2 separate regions of the Mus musculus genome follow, and region 2 is linked to region 1. Evidence: chromatin loops called from intact Hi-C (ENCODE). Cell type or tissue: left cerebral cortex. All regions are shown on one strand. Links, peaks and the distances in the headings refer to the core of each region. The heading gives the core; the rest is flanking DNA. Region 1 has its middle 29 kb from the start of Mrps33. Region 2 overlaps Braf (Braf transforming gene).

The links. A loop is a pair of places that touch in the nucleus more often than their neighbours do. Peaks named below come from ENCODE experiments on the same cell type or tissue, not always from the same donor. Only the 100,000 strongest peaks of a DNase experiment are listed, where the experiment ranks them.
Region 2: it touches region 1 in a loop (2.2-fold over the local background); 3 of 42 quality-filtered maps call a loop at or near these places.

Annotation. Positions count from the first base shown.
Region 1 is chr6:39,779,565-39,784,951 of GRCm38, forward strand. No RefSeq gene overlaps it. Among named protein-coding and RNA genes, the nearest start is that of Mrps33, 29 kb to the right of the region's middle. In left cerebral cortex, for the core only: a CTCF peak has its summit at 3,345 (motif pointing left); DNase peaks (open chromatin) are centred at 2,201 and 3,330; H3K4me3 peaks cover 748 bases.
Region 2 is chr6:39,638,009-39,643,395 of GRCm38, forward strand. It overlaps Braf (Braf transforming gene), which reads right to left. Exons shown (of 22, transcript NM_139294.5): 14 at 5,092-5,209; 15 at 2,443-2,527; 16 at 1,582-1,758. It overlaps Gm34389 (a long non-coding RNA gene), which reads left to right. Exons shown (of 2, transcript XR_003956287.1): 2 at 2,408-5,015. Among named protein-coding and RNA genes, the nearest start is that of Gm34389, 24 kb to the left of the region's middle. In left cerebral cortex, for the core only: no CTCF peak of the experiment used is centred there; a DNase peak (open chromatin) is centred at 3,088.

The sequences.
Region 1 (5,387 bases), core at 225-5,224:
TTGACTCGATCATCAAACATTTATTTATACGGCAAACTTCCCTGTATCTTTTTAGTGATAGAAACTTAAATCTTTATGCACTTAAGCCATTCCTTCCTTTCTAGCTTTCTCCCTTCGTTTCTTCCTCTCTCTCCCCTCCCCCCTCTTCCTCTCTCCTTTTTCCCTCCCCACCCCCCACCTCTTTTCCTTTTCCTTTTCCTTGGATCTAACCCAGAGCTTTGCAAGTGTGCTGGGCCAATACTCTGCTGTTGAACTGCGGCCACAGCCCTTTTGCTCCATATCTGCCCCCACCTTATTTGGAGACAAAAATTTTGCTCTGCAGGCAACACTTGAACTCATAATCTCCCTGCTTTCCCACCATGAGCTGCCATCCATGCCTGGCTGTTTTGTTTGTTTGACTTTTGTTTGTGTTTGTTTCAATTACTTAAAAAAATGGTGTTGGGGTTGGAACTTAGGGTCTTCTGCATACTAAAAACATGCTCTACCACTGAACTATACTATACCTTCAGTTCCTTTTTGTGTTTTTAAAGAATTATTTTTTTATGTCTAGGAATATTTCACCTGCATGTTTATGTGTGCCTAGAACCCCATAGAAGTCAGATGAGGGCTTTGGATCCCCTGGAACTGAAGTTATAGATGATAGTGAGCCAATACGTGGGTGCTGGGAATCAAACATGCCCTTCAGAAGAACAGCCAGTGCTTTCAAGCTGGACCAACTGTCCAACTTGCACATATACATATGTATATACACACACATACATATACACATACATATATGTACACACACACATATATATGTATGTGTGTGTGTGTGTGTGTGTTTGTTTTTTGTTTTTCATTTTTGAGACAGGGTTTCTCTGTGTATCCCTGGAACTTGTTATTTAGATCAGGCTGGCCTTGAATTCAGAGATCTGCCTCCTGAGCTAGGATTAAAAGTATGGGCTACCATGCCTGGTTACTTTTGTATATCTAAAAAGTTTATGTGTACGATCATTTTGTGTGTCTAGACCCATGGAAGCCAGAAAAGGGCTCCAGACTTGAGTCACAGATGCTTGTGAGCGACGTCTGGACAGGAACTGGATCTGGGTTCTCTGCAAGGGCAGTGAGTGCTGTGCCCACCAGCTCCCTTTTACAAACCTATTTTTAACTTCAGAACATTATCTCCACTTGATAAGATTCAATAAAGCCTTCTATTTTTCTTTTCTTTCTTTCTTTTTTGGTATGTGTATATTTAACTTTTGTTTTTAAAATGAAATCGTATAGACAGGGTCTCGCGTTGTATGCGTGCAGCTCAGGCCGGACTTGTGGCTTGGTGATCTTCCTGCCTTAGTCTCCGGAGTGCGGGAGTTAGAGGCAGCTGGCTGGGGAACCTGCAGCCACACAGACTTATCTCTTCCTGGGTCTGGAAGGCAAAGGTAAAGATTCTTGTCGTTAAAACTGCTGCCTGTTAGGAACCAGTTGGACTGCAAATCTCAGCAGGAGCGCTTTGAGCGGCTGTCTGCTGACAGCAGGATGAGCTGCCGGTCACAGAAAGCCAGGGGGGAGGGGGTGGGGTGTTACTGGGAAATTCTCCTCCCCGGACAAATGACCTTTCACCCCCTAGTTCTCTGTGCTCCTTTTCTTCCTCTTGGTTTTCTTTCTGAGCTTCTAGAGGAGACTAAGATATCCGTGGATTTAAGGACTGATGGTATATGACTGCTTGGTGTTTGTTGTAAAAGGTTCTGTCGCTCCTTTTGCAGGGAAACCAACAGAAACTAAAGTACAATAAAGCACAAGAGGCCTGAGTACGTAACTCAGTGGTAGAGGTCCTGGCTTTGACGCACGCGCCCCCTCCCCCTCCCCATCCCCCAAACACACACACCAACCACACAGAGACAGGGAGACACTGGGTAAACACACATCGGGTGTGAGGCCAGAGGAGCTAAACTGTAGGGGAGATCTGCCTGGGAATGAATGCCTTTCCTGTAATAACCAGAAACAGCTCCTTCGGAGGAAACTGTGAGCCCCAGGGTACAGAACGAGAGTCAGCTAGCCGGGAAGCAGACACAGTGGGCTGGCTTGCTTTTTTGCTTTTGCTTTTGTTTTTTGTTTGTGTGTGAGTGTTTTTTTTTTTTTTAGGCCAATTTAAATTATTTAAGTATTTTTGTTGGCGATGCGTTCATTTGCTTTTCAGTTCCACTTATGATATGCCTTCATAATCATCCACTCTTAGAAGAAGCCTAAATGACTGGTTCAGCAGCTCCCAGCAAAACCTCGCTCTGGAACCTATGTGAAACGCAGGCGTCATGACTAAGAGGAACTACTCTTAGTCATGTTTGTTAAGAACTGGCTTTGTGAGCCCGGCCTTAGGAAGTGACCACAGATTTCACAAGTCCACACATGTGCCTGTTAGAGCATGTTTGTTAAGAGTCCTATGTAACTCCGGTTTGATTTGTACCTGAAGGGACCGAGGGTAAAATACTTAGCCGCTGGCACGCCAGACTGGTCAACAGCCTCGGCGTGGGGTTTTAGCTACTTCTCTAAGGCTGTTTTCCAGCTTGGATTTTTAAAGTCTGCAGTTGCAAGCGGCCTACCAGACATAGCATTTCTTGCCTCCTTTTTTTTTCATACGAGATAACATTTCAAGGCGGTAGAGGCGAGGCAGCCCTGAAATTCCTAGAAGATTAGGAATGTGGGGGAGATAGCATCAGTGTGACTTGGAAGTTTCTCACTTTTCCAGCCTGGGTCAGGGGACTATAGACTTTACCCCCCAGATAGCCACTAGCAGAGTGGTCAGGACCTCCTGTGTTTACATTGGCCTACGGTAGCCTCATCCTCCATCTTCAAGCCTGCCAACAGTCAGACTTGATCTAACTGGGGTGGCCTCCAGTTAAGCTTTGATTTCAGGGTGTAATTTAAGGTGTGTAGCTCCTAGGCGCTGATGAAAAGCTGTGTGCTGGTGAGCGAGCCTTGGACACTGTTGGCCAAACCATGAAGATTAGAACAAGCTTTTATTTTATTTTATTTTATTTTGGGAAATATATATCATATCCAGTTCGGTTCAGAAATGTACTTACATATTAGTACACTTCAAAATAGAAAAAGAAATACTATATATAGGCTGGGCAGGTCTGAAACTTGCTACATAGACCAAACTAGCTGGGAACTTACACAGAGCTGTCTGTCCCTGCGTCCTGAGTGCCTGGCTATACTGTCCTTTTCTTTTTGGGAGTTCTGGGGACCAAAGCTAGGACTTCTCACCTGCTAGGTGATGTGAGCCATCCCCGTGTTCTGGAACACCCTTTGTAAGGGAAATTTTTTTGCTGGACAGATTACTATGACTGGGACAGTACTGCCACCTGGTGGAAAGTACCCTAATTACAGGAAAATATATAAGCTGAGTGAAGTAAAAAACAAAAATGACAACAAAGGTTAAGTTTTAAGTGAAATTTACACTTAATAAGGAAATCGCTAAATATATAGATTAGAGATCTACTAATTAAAAATCAGTATCTTTGGGTTGGTGAGATGGCTCAGCGGCTAAGATCACTGACCGTTCTTCTGGAGGTCATGAGTTCAAATACCAGCAACCACATTGTGGCTCACAACTATCTATAATGAGAAACAAATTAAAAACAAAAACCAAAAAACCTATGGGCTGGAGAGAGCCAGGCTGGAGCAAGAGGGAGAAGTAGGGGAGGGGGAAAGTCAGTATCTTTAAATCTGGAGTCTTGTGACACTGACCAGCATTTTTCACCAGTATCTTTGGGAATTTGGGGAGGAATAAAAAACAATCCACCTTTTAAAAATTGCTTGGTGGTGGTGGTGGTGGTGGGTGCTGGAGAGATGGCTCTGCGGTTAAGAGCACTGACTGCTCTTCCAAAGGTCCTGAGTTCAAATCCCAGCATCTACATGGTGGCTCACAACCATCCATAATGAGATCGGATGTCCTCTTCTGGTGTGTCTAAAGACAACTACAGTGTACTTATATGTAATAATAAATAAATCTTTTTAAAAAAATGCTCCAGGGAACAGAAAAATGGCTCCGCAGTTAAGAGCAGGTTAAGAGCACTCTAACAGAGGACCCAGGTTCAATCCCCAGCAACCACATGCCAGTTTACAACTGTCTGCAACTCTGTTCCCAAGGGATCCGACTCCCTCTTCTGGCCTCTACTGGCGCCAGGCCCAAATGTATTCCGCTGAAATGGAACATCGCAGACTTCTGGGTGGGAAGCCTGGAGAGGCTGCACTCGAGGTAACTGACTGGAGTCCTGAGGAAACACTAGATAATTCCCGAGTGAGCAGCCTGCTATAGAAGAACCAGACTGTACTGATCAGAAAGACTCTCTCTCTCTCTCTCTCTCTCTCTCTCTCTCTCTCTCTCTCTCTCTCTCTTCTCCCCCCCTCTCTCTCCCCCCCCCCCCGCCCCCTCCTAAAGGATAACATAGCCAGGCCTTTGATCTCAGCACTTGGGAGGCAGATGCAGAGCCCATGAAAAACAAGGAAAGCCGAATGAGCATGAGCGAAGGAGCGGCTTAAGTTTAAGGAGGGCATCGAGGTAGGACAAGTGAGTTCGGTTCATCATCTGGGCCTTCCTTTCCTGTAAAACTCATGATTGGCTGGGCCTGGTGATGTAAACCTGTAATTTCAGGACTTAATGGGGCTGAGGCTGAAGGACTGTGAATTCCAAGACAGTTTAAGCTATGTAGCCAGACTCTGAATAAACAAAACAACGACAAGTCATTATTGTGGCAATTGAAAAAAACTTAGATATGACTTTAACTAACAGGATTTAAACAATATCAATAATGTGACAACCAGGATGATTTGGTAATTGCATTATGGTCATGTATTATGGCTATAGAATTTCGTTGGTTTAGAGAATGAAAAATATTTACAGGCCAAAGAACATATTTTTTTCTTTACCTTCAAAAAATTTTACAATGTACATTACATCTCCCCTCCTCCTCTTACCCTTCCAACACGTGTGCACAGTGCCAGAAGGTCTTGAATTTTTTAATCTTTTGGGGTTTCTGGGCAAAGATTATACAGTAATTTTGTAACATTTTTTTCAAATAGTCCTGTTTCTCTGAACATTTGTTAAATAACATTTACATTTGTTAACTAACATTTACATTTGTTAAATAAAATTCAATAACATCAAAGCAATTATCTAGTAAAAGGGAACAGACGTGGCTTTGTGTCTCTTTTAAGTGTGGTCTGGTGGTGCCCTAGCATTTGCGATGCTGAAGACAGAGGATGCCTGGAGTCCAGGAACTCAAGACCAGTCCAGCAACAGAATGAGCCCTGGATCTGGGGGGCATTGAAGGAGGGGAAAAAACACCGCTTTGCTTGGGAAAAAAAAAAAACGTAAAAATCTTGTCTTTACACATTATCAGATGGAGCAC
Region 2 (5,387 bases), core at 234-5,233, 140 kb before region 1:
ACTAAGCCTCTGGAACCGGAGGCGAGCCCCCAATGAAAGCTTTCTTTGACAAGAGTTGCTGGTTATGACATCTCTTCACAGCAACTGACCAGTGACTACAGTGATAAATCATTTGGTTTAACAAAGGCTTGGGAGTTATTGCCTAGTTTTGAAGGAAGGAAGGTGATACGTTTATTTACTTCCTGTAACTCATCTTGCGGCAAGAGTTGTGAGGGCATGTATTCACTTTTATCTTTTTGTTCCAGTTTGATAATGCAAAGGTAGCATAAGAGGATTTATGACAAAAAAAAGTTTTTAAGACAACTTTGTTAAAAGTGTGACCTAAAATTTACACTAAAATGTTATTTACACTGCTGCTTTACCAGTAAAAGGGAAGTCAAAATATCTACTTTATAACTTTTTATTCATTTATTTATTATTTTATTTTGTTTTTTGAGACAGGGTTTCTCTGTGTAGCCCTAGCTGTCCTGTAACTTACTTTGTAGACCAGGCTGGCCTTGAACTCAAAAATCTGCCTGCCTCTGTTTCCCGAGTGCTGGGATTACAGGCGTGTGCCACCACTGCCCAGCTTACTTTATAACATTTTAAAGATTAAATAACATAATAATTCATTAATAAAGAAGAATTAAGACATTCTTTTATACTATTCATAGAACTTTCAAATTTATATTTTATTGTGCTTATCTTTATTTATTTATGAAACAGTCTATTTATTTAGTTCTAAAACTCACAGAGATCCTTCTGCCTCTGCCTCTTGCATACTGAGATTAAAGGCATGCATCACTAAGCCTGGTTTCAGCTAAGTACTTTAAAATGTGCATCTTCCTTTAGCTTTGTGCTGGGGACTGACCGTGGGTTTGTGAGTGGTGTTTAAGTGATTTGCTACTAAATACCACATGCAGCCCTAAATGTTACCTTTTAACTGCTCAATTACACTTAAAGGGTTTTATGCAAGTTTTTTCTAAGCCAATTCTTTTTTTTTGTCTTTGTTTTTGCATTTTTGAGACAAGGTCTATTTATGTAGTCCTGGCTGATCTAGAACTCAGAGATCGGCCTGCCTCCTGAGTGCTGGGATTAAAGGTGTACACCACCACACCTACCCCTGGTTCATTTTAATCAGTATAAATCATAAAATAACGTATCTTTTGAATTACAAAGTAAAATTCAGTAGATATACCTGTTACAACTTGAAGTTCTCAACAAGGATCAAAATATAGACATTCATTTAAAATAATAGTCACATATTTCCTATTAACTTTAATGGCTTTTTTTTTTTTTTTTAGTGGTAGTGGGTTTTTTTTTTCTTTTTTTTTGAGGGCTCCTGCTTTTCTGTACTTCCACTGTTTATATAAATCACTTAGTGCTAATCATCATTTGCAATTATAAACTTCTCATCAAATACCTTACTTCTTCCTTATATATGTTAAAGGCTGAACTAGAGAAATAGCAATTTTGATTATGTAAGTGTTATCTAGTAGTTAGTACCTCTGCAACCCATAAGAGGTTATCATCAGGACCTTTAGTGTATCCTTAAGTGGGTTTCAAAAGCCATATATGAAGATTTAACAGCACTGAACTTACTCCATGCCCTGTGCAGTCTGCCGAGCAATATCTATAAGTTTGATCATCTCAAATTTGGTCTCAATGATGTGGAGATGGTGATATAAGCTGGAGCCCTCACACCACTGTGTAACAATTGCCAGTTGTGGCTTTGTAGAATAGCCCATGAAAAGGAGGATATTCACATGTCGAGTTTTCCTGCCAAAAAGAAACGTGACAATGAGTAACAATTCTTTAAAGAGAGTCAAATCAATACGGTGCTCAAGGAAAAAGTACCAGAAACACAGCAAGGTTGAGCTCTAATTACTGAGTTTAACCTCCAGCTCCACTCAGAAATACAGAAACATATCGAATGAGGAAGCTAGGAGCTGAGGTTGCTTTCATTTGTTTAAGTTGTTCCAAATTTATTAGGAGGTTTTCTATGTGGACGTAAACCCATTTTCCTCTAACCACCACAGCTAGCTTCCTCGTTCTGTTCTTTACAATAGCAGAGTAACTGTGTACCTTCTTGAATACAAGACACTTCTCTGGATTAAAACCTCAGTTTGGTTGAACACTCCCCTCACATAAGATTTTAACCACAGAATCTTTCCTAAGTTTTCTTATCATGGATTTACTCTCTCTCATTTGTCAATGTTCCTCATGTCCTAGGGCCTAGGACTAAATACAATTTTAAACGTGTTTTGATACATTTAGGACATTTAGAGTATTACTTTCCTAAAAGGAACTACTATTAGACACAATCAGACATTTCTTATTTCCATTAATTCAGTTTTCTAGATGCAGGAGCAAACGGTGGACAACAATGGGAACGTGAAGTCTAAGCAGCCACACTTTGTTTCTTTAGGTCACTGCACTGGAAAGCTGTGGCCACTCGCTCACCTGAGCACTCCTACTTCATTTTTGAAGGCCTGTAGCTGTTGAGGTGTGGGTGCTGTCACATTCAACATTTTCACTGCCACATCACCTGAAAGAAAATTGTTACCCAAGATTTCAAATTGTGAAATGTGAAATATTTATTCTTGGGTTTTTTGCTAATTGTCAGTTTTAAATTCATATCCCTATTAAACTGTAAATAAATTATATTTAACTACCTAGTAATAAACTACTTTTCTTCTTTTTAACACATACTATGGGGCACGCACATCCTTCAATCCCACACAAAGCAACTAACAATGATATTCCTATACTATTGTTTGAAAATATATGCTAAAATATAGTGAACTTCCTCACCCTGGGAATACACTTAGGTAACTAAGTACTTGGAGAGTTCTCCTAATGAGTTACCGATGTTGACTAAAATGTTACCTGGTCAGTGAGTGCTCGAACCATGGACAACAAAACAGGTCCAGTGCAACTTGGCTTAAAGTAAAAACCTGCCAATTTTTTTTCCAAACGTTATGGCTTACTTATGTGGACTGGAAAAATTATTAAAATTATAATCGTAGTTTAAATACTTCTAGTGTTTTATACACTTTTGTTGGGTATATAAACTGGTATAATTACTTAGCAGCACCGATGGGAGTATATATAAAATTGCAAGTATGCATATGGTGTAGTTTTAAAATTCTCTCCTAGGCATATAGCCAGTAAAAAATACACATATGTTCTTTAAAAGACATATCCTAAAAATATACACAGCAACATCATTCAGAATTGCACCAAAGTGGGAAGTACCCAAATGCTTATTATCCAATAGATGGAAGGAATCACATTTCACTCACACAATGGAATGCTATTCAGGGGACAAATAAAACACAAACATACCCAACAACATTGATGGACCATAAAATATTTGAGAGAAAGATTACACAATATATTCTATTGTGGTTAGGATGTTTGTTGTCTTTGCAGGGTGAGTGAATGAAGAAGGCATGTGGAGACCTTCTAGAAGGCTAATAATATTACATTTATTAATCACAAATGTATTTATTCACTTGGTGAGCTTCAATTACCTAAACACTTGTAGACATTTTAATACATTTAAACATAATCACTATAAATCTTGATTTTTCTTAACTACCAAAGTTCTATAGTATTCATTTTATTGGATACTACCTAACAGTGCTTATTACTTAAATGTTTTAGGAAAACATAAATGTTCCATAGGAGATGGTGAGATGGCTTAGTTAAGAGAACTGGCTGCTCTTCCAGGTCTTGATTTCAATTCACAGCAAACACATGATGGAACACAACCATCTATAATGGGATCTGATGCTATCTTTTGTCATGTAGGTGTACATGCAAATAGAGCACTCATAATCATGAGTAAATCATTAAAAAAAATTCTCCTAACTATGGCACTCAGAATTAAAACTTATATATACCATACATATATATGTGTGTATATATATTTATGCATATATACATGCTTATATATGCATACAGTATAAAACTTATGAATGTATACGAAATAATAAACTTGAGAGATTCAGATAGCATTTTTATACTGTTAAATGCATTTTATATAGATCTTTATATAAAGGCATTATACATGCTGTTTCAAACAAATCAATATATTAAAACCTTTCCATATCAATGTAACTATTATATAATTTTGATTCTTATATAACAATATATGGATGTGTCAATGTGCTAACTGAATCTTCTACTAGTGAGTACTCACATTATTTTCATTTTCTATTATTATTATACCGCTAGTGAGTATACTTCCCCAACCATCAACCTATTCATTGCTGTTCAATTACGTGCTTAGGCTCAGTGTACCTATCGCCAACTTTTCATATTTCTACAAAATAAACAGGATTATAATCACAATCTTCACATGATCAATTAAAAAAAAAATCTATGTTCAAAGAAAGTCATGACGTCTGTCTTCTGAGTTTGTAATTCTTAGAAAACTAGTGAGGCTGAACACTTTTTATGTTAACTTTTGATTTATAATACCCATAAAATCATCAAAAGGAATACTTCTAAAAGAAAAACGAACTTCCTTTGGGACTGATAGCTAGAAGACCTTCATCTTTATGAATCATTAATATAAAGTATAACAGCAATCTTAGTTACTCTGAAGCCAGTTTTTATGGTCCACCATTTTTGTTAGAAACCTTTGGAGGACTCCTGCATTTGATGAAAACAGTTTAATGGTGTAAACAGTGAATATTTTTACTTCATATTTGTTTTTGAGACAATCTCTTGTTACTTAAGTTGACCTTGAACTTTCTCCATAGCTAAGGATGTCCTTGAATTCCTAATCCTCACGCTTATACCTCCTAAGTGTGGGGAATATCGGAGTGTATGTCATCATGACTGTTGTTCCTTCCCAAGACAGATCTGTGTAGCCCTGTCTGTACTGTAACTTTCTCTGTGAACCAGGCTGGCCTTGAACTCAGATCTACTTGCCTCTGCCTCTTGAGTGCTGGGTTTAAGGATGTGTGCTATCACACCCAGCTTTGGCTGCTGCTTCTTCTTTTTAATAAACATTTCTTAATATATCCCACTTGTGCCAATGGCATCGTGTTATACATACCATGTCCCACTTGTGCCAATGGCACCATGTTACATACATACCATGCCACTTTCCCTTGTAGACAGTTCCAAATGACCCAGATCCAATTCTCTGTCCCACTGTAATCTGTCCATCAGGAATCTCCCAGTCATCACTTGAATCTCTTCTACCAAGTGTTTTCTCGAAAAATAGAGTACAAAAGTCAAGCCAAGGCAAACAAAAGAGAAAAACCTTGTTTCATGCTAACTATATTGACCTGCCTGACAGGAAGTTAGGAACAGAGCAAGGTCTTCTAAAAAAAAGAAGAAGAAAGAAAACATAAAATATCCATGTTGAGGAAGTAATAGTTATATTTGTG